Linked DNA regions of Mus musculus: region 1 is linked to region 2. The links are chromatin contacts, found by Hi-C or POLR2A ChIA-PET in ENCODE. All regions are on one chromosome and are shown on one strand. Each heading gives the region's core, a stretch centred on a gene start or an enhancer-like site at or near the end of the contact. The rest is flanking DNA. Distances are from core to core; before and after follow the strand shown.

Region 1 (4,215 bases), core at 1,411-3,910, 560 kb after region 2:
CTGTGTAGCCCTGGCTGTCCTGGAACTCACTCTGTAGACTAGGCTGGCCTCGAACTCAGAAATCCTCCTGCCTCTGCCTCCCAAGTGCTGGGATTAAAGGTGTGCCCCACCACACCCAGCTTGTTTTGTTTTTCGAGGCAGGGTGTCTTAGTCAGGGTTTCTATTCCTGCACAAACATCATGACCAAGAAGTAAGTTGGGGAGGAAAGGGTTTATTCAGCTTACACTTCCACATTGCTGTTCATCACCAAAGGAGGTCAGGACTGGAACTCAAGCAGGTCAGGAAGCAGGAGCCGATGCAGAGGCCATGGAGGGATGTTCTTTACTGGCTTGCTTCTCCTGGCTTGCTCAGCCTGCTCTCTTATAGAACCCAAGACTTCCAGCCCAGAGATGGTCCCACCCACAAGGGGCCTTTCCCCCTTGATCACTAATTGAGAAAATATCCCACAGCTGGATCTCATGGAGGTACTTCCCCAACTGAAGCTCTTTCTCTGTGATAACCCCAGCCTGAGTCAAGTTGACACATAAAATCAGCCAGTACACAGGGTTTCTCTGTGTAGCCCTGGCTGTTCTGGCATTTGGTTTGTAGACCAGGCTGGCCTCAAACTCCAGAGATCTGCCTGCCTCTGCCTCCGGAGTATTAGGACTACAGGTGTGTTCCACCACTGCCTGACTTTTTAATACATTATTAAAATCTGCAAAAAAAAAAAAAAATCATTCCAAGACAGATGAAGGGAACCCAGCTTTCCTTGAGCTCTAGACAGGGGTTGAGTGTTTTAAGAATATTGTTAAATTGCTGTTAGCACTAATGATGACCTTCCCTTCCTTCAGTTTTTCCTCTAATGGAAATCTCTTTAGGTTTATAGTATAAAAACTCCCAAGGTTTATTTTCATGTAACTAACCAAAGACATTGGGAATAGGGCAACTTAACTATCTAATTATCATCTATTGTACCCATCTCTCTCACTGTCCAGGCTGCCCTGAGGAAAAGGACTGTCAGTCTCATAAGTTAGCTAGATGACCCTTAGACTAGCACCAGCAATCTGGGACACACAACAGAAGTCTTGAGACAGCTGTGTAAAGATTGAAGCTGATTTTCCAGTGTATTTGACATAGTTGTTACCAGATATTTTGCTGTCATAGACCCCTATGAAATGTAGATGAACCTGAAAGCATTTCCAGCGTGACAGGAAGGGAGCCCTTTCCCTAGTGGAAGGACTACTGCGAATCAGTGCAAAGCCATGATTGGTCCAAAGCACATACTTCAGTGACTGTGATTAGTAAAAAAAATAAATAAATAAAAATAAAAAGTAGCCCGGGCGGTGGTGGCGCACACCTTTAATCCCAGCACTTGGCAGATTTCTGAGTTCAAGGCCAGCCTGGTCTACAAAGTGAGTTCCAGGACAGCCAGGGCTATACAGAGAAACCCTGTCTCGAAAAACCAAAATAAAAATTTAAAAAAATGGCTGTTATTGGCCCCAAATGAATGATTGTGGACCAAATACTCTTTCTTGGCTATTTAAGCAGGTCGCTTAGCCTTAGTTATTGTCCAAGTAGGAAACGTTTTCTTTTATTTTTATTTTTATTTTTATTTTTTTTATTTTGGAACTCACTCTGTAGACCAGGCTGGCCTCGAACTCAGAAATCCGCCTGCCTCTGCCTCCCAAGTGCTGGGATTAAAGGCGTGTGCCACCATGCTGGGCAAGTAATTGTCTTTTTTTTTTTTTTTTTTTTTTGGTTTTCTTTTTTGTTACAAGTAATTGTCTTAATCACTGTTCTATTGCTGTAAAGAGACACCATGACCAAGGCAACTCTTCCCCTCCCCCCACCTTTTTTTTTTTGTTTGTGCGACAGGGTTTGTTTGTGTAGCTTTGGCTGTGATGGAACTCACTTTGTAGTCCAGGCTGGCCTTGAACTCATGAGGTCTGCCCGCCTCGATTAAAGGCTGTGATTAAAGGCGTGGGCCACAAGCCCTCCCAATAGCAGTTGCTAAGTTGTGTAAAGAGGTTGTCTTGAAACTGAAGAAGCTGAACAATTCAAGAGTAATTACTACTGGGGAGATGGCTCAGGGGATGAAGTGTTAGGACCTGAGTTTAGATCCTCAGTACATCGTTTTAAAAGCTAGGCATGCTGGGTATGGTACACACCTTTAATCTCAGCATTCAGGAAGGAGAGGAAGGCGGATCTCCTAGAAGTCTGCCTAGACGAATAGCAAGTTCCCACCAGCTGGCCAACATTGTAAGACCCTATCTCAACAAACAAGTGATCAAGTCTCTATAGATTATATGCAACATGAAAAATTTTATATCCTGAATAAATTGTCTTCCCCATTCCCTTTTACAGCCTTTCCTCCTTTTGATCGCAATTTTCTCTGTGTTTAGTATTGACAGTGTATCCACTTGAGACCTGGAAACTAATAGCCCTCCTTGGGAGGTAAAGGCAAGAGGATCAAAGTTCAAAGCCATCTTCAGATACACACTACAGAACTCATGGCCAGGCTGGTTTACATGAGAACCGCTAGCAGCAGCACAACACGCAGAGCACCCTGAGCTACTAAGTACTGGCAGCTGCCCCGCCCATTAGCAGCACCAAGTATACACTGAGCATGCACCGCTCCCCGACGGAAGCCGAGAAGGAAAGGGGCGGGCCGTGGCTGGCGGGCGCGGGGAAAATGGCGGCGGCAGCTGCGGCGGGGGCGAATGGGAGCGGAGGCAGCAGCGGCATGGAAGTGGATGCAGCAGGTAACGGGGTGCGCAGACCGACTTCTGGAGTTGCCCTTGAGAAGTGGTCTTGAGTACTTCTTAAACCTGTCCCAGGATAACTTGAGGGCAGCGATGGACGGCCGGGCTCTGCTGGTCCCCTGCTTCCATGTCTAGGGGAAAATGTGTGGGCCCGAGCTCTCAGCCGCTATGTTTTCCTTTCACCTTTAACAGTCCCCAGCGTGATGGCCTCCGGAGTGACTGGGAGTGTTTCCGTCGCTCTTCATCCCCTTGTCATCCTTAACATCTCAGACCATTGGATCCGCATGCGCTCCCAGGAGGGGCGGCCTATGCAGGGTGAGTGTTGTGTGTAAATCTCAAAATCTCTTGGAGATTTCCTCCAGTCACTCCCCTGCGCCCTTTCTTCCAAATTATTGTTTCCCCAGTCGTTGATTCACGCCGACTCGGGAAAGGTTTTCCGAGACGCCTGTTCCTCACCTAGTTTCCTTGCGCTTCTGTTTCTCTCCCCTTAGTGATTGGGGCTCTGATCGGGAAGCAGGAGGGGCGAAATATCGAAGTGATGAACTCCTTTGAGCTGCTGTCCCACACCGTGGAAGAGAAGATTATCATTGACAAAGAATATTATTACACCAAGGAGGAGCAGTGTGAGAGGGGAATAGAAGTGGGTGGGGAAGGAAAAGTGGGAAGATTTTTGTTTTGTTTTGTTTGTCTTAAAGAATAAAAGGCCTGAGGATGTAGGGCAGTGGGGTAAAGTGCATTTCCTAACATTCGGGAAGACCAGAGTTCAATCCTCAGTACCATATAACCCAGGAGATAGAGGCAAGAGGTCAGAAGTTCAAGGTTAGTTAGGTGTAGTTATTTTAAACTGACCCAAAATATGAGGAGGGAGGGGAGAACCGGAAAGAACACACCAGGCCCATCAAACTAAGGAAGAGAGGTTTAAAGGAATATTTACTCTGGCCCCTTCTTCTCCAGTTAAACAGGTTTTCAAGGAGCTGGAGTTTCTGGGTTGGTATACCACAGGGGGGCCACCTGACCCCTCAGACATCCACGTCCATAAGCAGGTATAGAAGCTCAAATATGTGCATGTTGGGGAAATGAACAGAAGGTTAGGGGAAGAGGAGATACTGACTCTTCCTGGGCTTTGCCTTATCTTCTAGGTGTGTGAGATAATTGAGAGTCCGCTCTTTCTGAAGTTGAACCCTATGACCAAGCACACAGATGTGAGTGTTGTTGACCCAATGTCCCCTTTTTCTTGATCATCTGCCACTATGCCTTTGCTCTAATTTACCGACATTATGTGTATTAGAGAAAGCTTGAGTTGAATCTCTACCCTGCTGTTTACACCCATCAGTTGTGTGACTTCATCTCTTCAGTGGTGTTTCCATATGTAATGTGTGTAAAACCTAGAGAAAGCATGAGCCAAGTGTGGTGACAACACTTGTAACCAATCTTAGCACTCAGGAGATTGAGGCAGGATTGTGAGTTCAAAGCC
Region 2 (3,666 bases), core at 452-2,951:
CACACACACATACCACACACACACACACCATACACATACACAGACACACACACAGCACACACACACCCCTGAGCCCAGAGACTTCTTCAAACCCCATTTAGTTTCTTTCTAGGGTATTGCGACTGCGTCTTCTCTCCCTACAGAGGTCCCCAGTGCAGGGCTGGGGTTACTGCTCAGCAGTACAGTACTTGGTACCTGGTAGGCCTTTGCCCAGTACTGCAGAAAACCAAGACCCGTGGAGAGATGACTCAATCAAAAAAAGGGCTGACCATGCAAGCATGGAGATCTGAGTTCAGTTCTCCAGAACATACTTAAAACTGGGCATGGAAGTGTATGCCTATAATCCCAGTGTTTGGGCGGTGGAGGCTCTGGATTCTGCACCGCCCATCCAGTCTACAAATGAATGTATATTAGGTTCAATGAGAGAGCCTGTCTCAAAACAACTAAGGGTGAGAAGAGACTGCACATGTGCTCAAGTCCATGCATAAGGACCCACATGCATATACTCACACAATACATATACACAATACCACACACACACACACACACACACACACACACACACACAAAGAATCTGTTCAACTCACTCTCCTGAAGATGTCTGGCTGGGGTCAGTCCTGTCCACACAGGAGGCCCTGGGTTGGGCGTTGGCTCAGAATGTCCCTGAAGCTCCAGGGGGTACGCTGGGGCTCGAAGAACAGAGGTGATGTCTTTTCTTCCAACCACTCGTCCCTCAGTCCCCTCCTCAGACAGCTCAATGCGGAATCTGTCCTGGACGTCATAGTGGCTGGGGACGGGGGCCACGTGCCGTATCACACTGAACCATTGGGAGGAAAGGAAGTGAGAGGCAACCAACCATGTAAATCCAGATCTCCTCCCCAGAAACTTTTCCCAGAGTGACTGCAGTCAGCAGGAGAAAAGACAACAGGTAGCTGTGGTGCCTGGCTGCTTCCCCAACCTCCCCACTCACATGTCAATGCAGGACTGAGGCTTCACATATCCCTCTGCATCGAATACCGTGTATTTGGCAGGTGCTGTGCACAGAACTGTCAGATAAAGATACGCGAAGAGATCTTAGGCAAGTTTTACTTATAGTGCTCCACCGGGGCCCCTCATGTCAGCAACCCCGGAGATGGACATGATTTTTTTTTCAGACCCAAAGCTAGGCATCTTGCCTCTTGATTAATTCCTCCAGCCCACACAGTCTTCCCATATCCTGCTACTAACCCCCAGAGCCCTAGCTCTAAGGCGCCCGTCTCTTCACCTCGGAAGCGAAGCGCAGTTCCCGTGGGGTTGTAGAGGGTCAGCAGCTGCCGGGGTCCACTTCTCTGGTCCGCCCTGAATACTAGATCCGGGGGAAAGACCAGCACCGGGACAACGGGTCCTGAGGAAGGAGGGGAGCCCCGGGACCCCCGCCCAGGGGCCCCCGGACCCACCAGCTCCTGGTCCTGGGGCGCCCCACGGCGCATGCAGGCTCTGGGCGGTCGGACATCCGAGGGCAGAGCTCAGGAGGACAAGAGGGTCTTAGAGTTTAGGGCTAGTGACGCGATGGATGAAAAGAGGACAGGGGGAGATCATGAGCAGAGCGAGGCCTGATGTCACCACTGCCTTGGAACCCCGCTAGATGTGGATCCTGCAGCCCCGGGCCCCGGTTCCCAAACCTCCTCTCCTGCCAGCTGGGCCCCAGGTTCCTATAGGCCCCGCCCCCAAACCGCACCGCAGTGGCCACGCCCACCTGGCTAAAATCCGTCCCGCCTCGTCGCTTCCCAATCCGGGTCTTCCGGTTTGGGGCGCAGTAAACCCGCCCTGTTTCTGACCACGCCTTTTCCGGGTCTTCCCGCTCCGATCTCCTGACGGACTCTGCTCTTTGAGAGTCCCTGACCTCCAGGTCACCGAATTGTGTCCCTGTGCCCTTTCCTTGAGCTCGGCATATGCTCTGCTCGGGATCCCGCCTGTGAACAGCCGCTTGTACTGTGATAATCACCTCGCGGTCAAAGTTTCCTCCGGTCAACTTGTGACCAAATTAAGGGCGCCATCTTCCCGAGAGTTCCTTTATGCACTTCCGCCGTACGGCCTCTCTTATTGGTGGGTGCTGAATCCCTTCCGCCCCAATGTTCGCTGATTGGTGTTCTTCAAAGACCAAACACGCCTCCTTTGGCACCACTGATTGGCTTGATCTTGGTAAGAATTTTATGTGTCCTGAGTTCCTTCTCTGTCTGAGAGTTAAGTGCGAGAGGCGGGACTGTGAGCAACGACCTAGCGTTTGTTTATCTGGGCCTGGGAAACGTATGATTAAGTCAGTAATCAATAAGCAGAACTGGATGAGGCAGGAACTTTTTTTTTTTTTTTTAAATAAGAGGGTTAGTGCTGAAGGGTTCGGACCCAGGTTCGCTTCCAGCATAGACATAGTGACAACTATAACTCCAGTTTCTGGGAATCGAACGCCCTCATTTGACCTCTGACAATACGTGGGTCATATACATGTAAAGAAAACTTTCGATACTAAAGATGTGCCTACAAACCAAAACAGGAACCACCAAGAAAGCAGGAGAACTTTTTCTAAGCCGGCGCTCCGTCAGGACGAACATGTTCAGCTCGAGCGCCAAGATCGTGAAGCCCAATGGCGAGAAGCCCGACGAGTTCGAGTCTGGCATCTCTCGGGCGCTTCTCGAGCTGGAGATGAATTCTGATCTCAAGGCGCAGCTGCGGGAACTCAACATCACCGCAGCCAAGGAAATTGAAGTTGGTGGTGGTCGGAAAGCTATCGTAATTTTTGTACCAGTTCCTCAGCTTAAATCTTTCCAGAAAATCCAAGTCCGGCTAGTGTGAATTGGAGAAAAAGTTCAGTGGGAAGAATGTAGTCCTCATTGCTCAGAGGTGGATTCTGCCCAAGCCAACCCGGAAAAGCCGAACGAAAAATAAGCAAGAAGCGCCCCAGAAGCCGCACCCTGACAGCAGTGCACGATGCCATCCTTGAGGACTTAGTCTTCCCAAGTGAAATTGTGGGTAAGAGGATCCGTGTGAAACTGGATGGCAGCCGGCTCATAAAAGTTCACTTAGACAAAGCACAGCAGAACAACGTGGAACACAAGGTTGAAACTTTTTCTGGTGAGTACAAGAAGCTCACAGGCAAGGATGTTAATTTTGAATTCCCAGAGTTTCAGTTGTAAAGAAAATGACTGAATAAAGTGTCATTCATAGTTAAAAAACAAACAAACAAACAAAAAACCAGGAGAACCATTTGGAAAGGGGAAGGTGATAGGGGACAAGAGATACAGTGGGGGTGATTGTGATCAAAATACATTTATACACGTTTTATATACAAATTGATCAATTTATTTCTGTAAAACTCATCTGTAATTAATATGATTAGAAAAAAGACAGAAAAACAAAAAGGAAAAGAAAACTACCAAAAGTAATCAGGCACAGTCCTGTAGTTTCAGTAGGGACAGGTGGGATTGCCACAAGTTTGAAACTCACCTGGTCTGTTACACAAAGGGAGTTCTAGGCCAGCCATGGCCACATAGTGAAGTCTTGTCTCAAAACCCACAAACATTGGAGGTGGGGAGAGATATGGTAGCACACACCTCAAATCCAAGCACTCTGGAAGCAAAGGCAGGTGGATCTCTCTGAGTTTGAGGCCAGCCAGGGGGTATAGTGAGACCC

The links. A loop is a pair of places that touch in the nucleus more often than their neighbours do. ChIA-PET counts read pairs that join two places held with the same protein, here RNA polymerase II (POLR2A).
Region 1: a map of T-helper 17 cell shows a loop between it and region 2 (2.6-fold over the local background). The contact joins the promoter of Cops6 here to the promoter of Mospd3 in region 2. A Hi-C loop is called at or near these places in 1 of 37 maps with a recorded cell type or tissue (T-helper 17 cell). POLR2A ChIA-PET finds 5 or more read pairs at or near these places in 1 of 5 experiments (embryonic stem cell).

What each region holds. Positions count from the first base shown.
Region 1 is chr5:138,158,442-138,162,656 of GRCm38, forward strand. It overlaps Cops6 (COP9 signalosome subunit 6), which reads left to right and starts at 2,661. Exons shown (of 10, transcript NM_012002.3): 1 at 2,661-2,741; 2 at 2,934-3,056; 3 at 3,233-3,364; 4 at 3,696-3,784; 5 at 3,881-3,943. The coding sequence starts at 2,672.
Region 2 is chr5:137,599,007-137,602,672 of GRCm38, forward strand. It overlaps Mospd3 (motile sperm domain containing 3), which reads right to left and starts at 1,702. Exons shown (of 5, transcript NM_001254762.1): 1 at 1,265-1,702; 2 at 971-1,046; 3 at 588-817. The coding sequence starts at 1,469. It also overlaps the pseudogene Gm7285.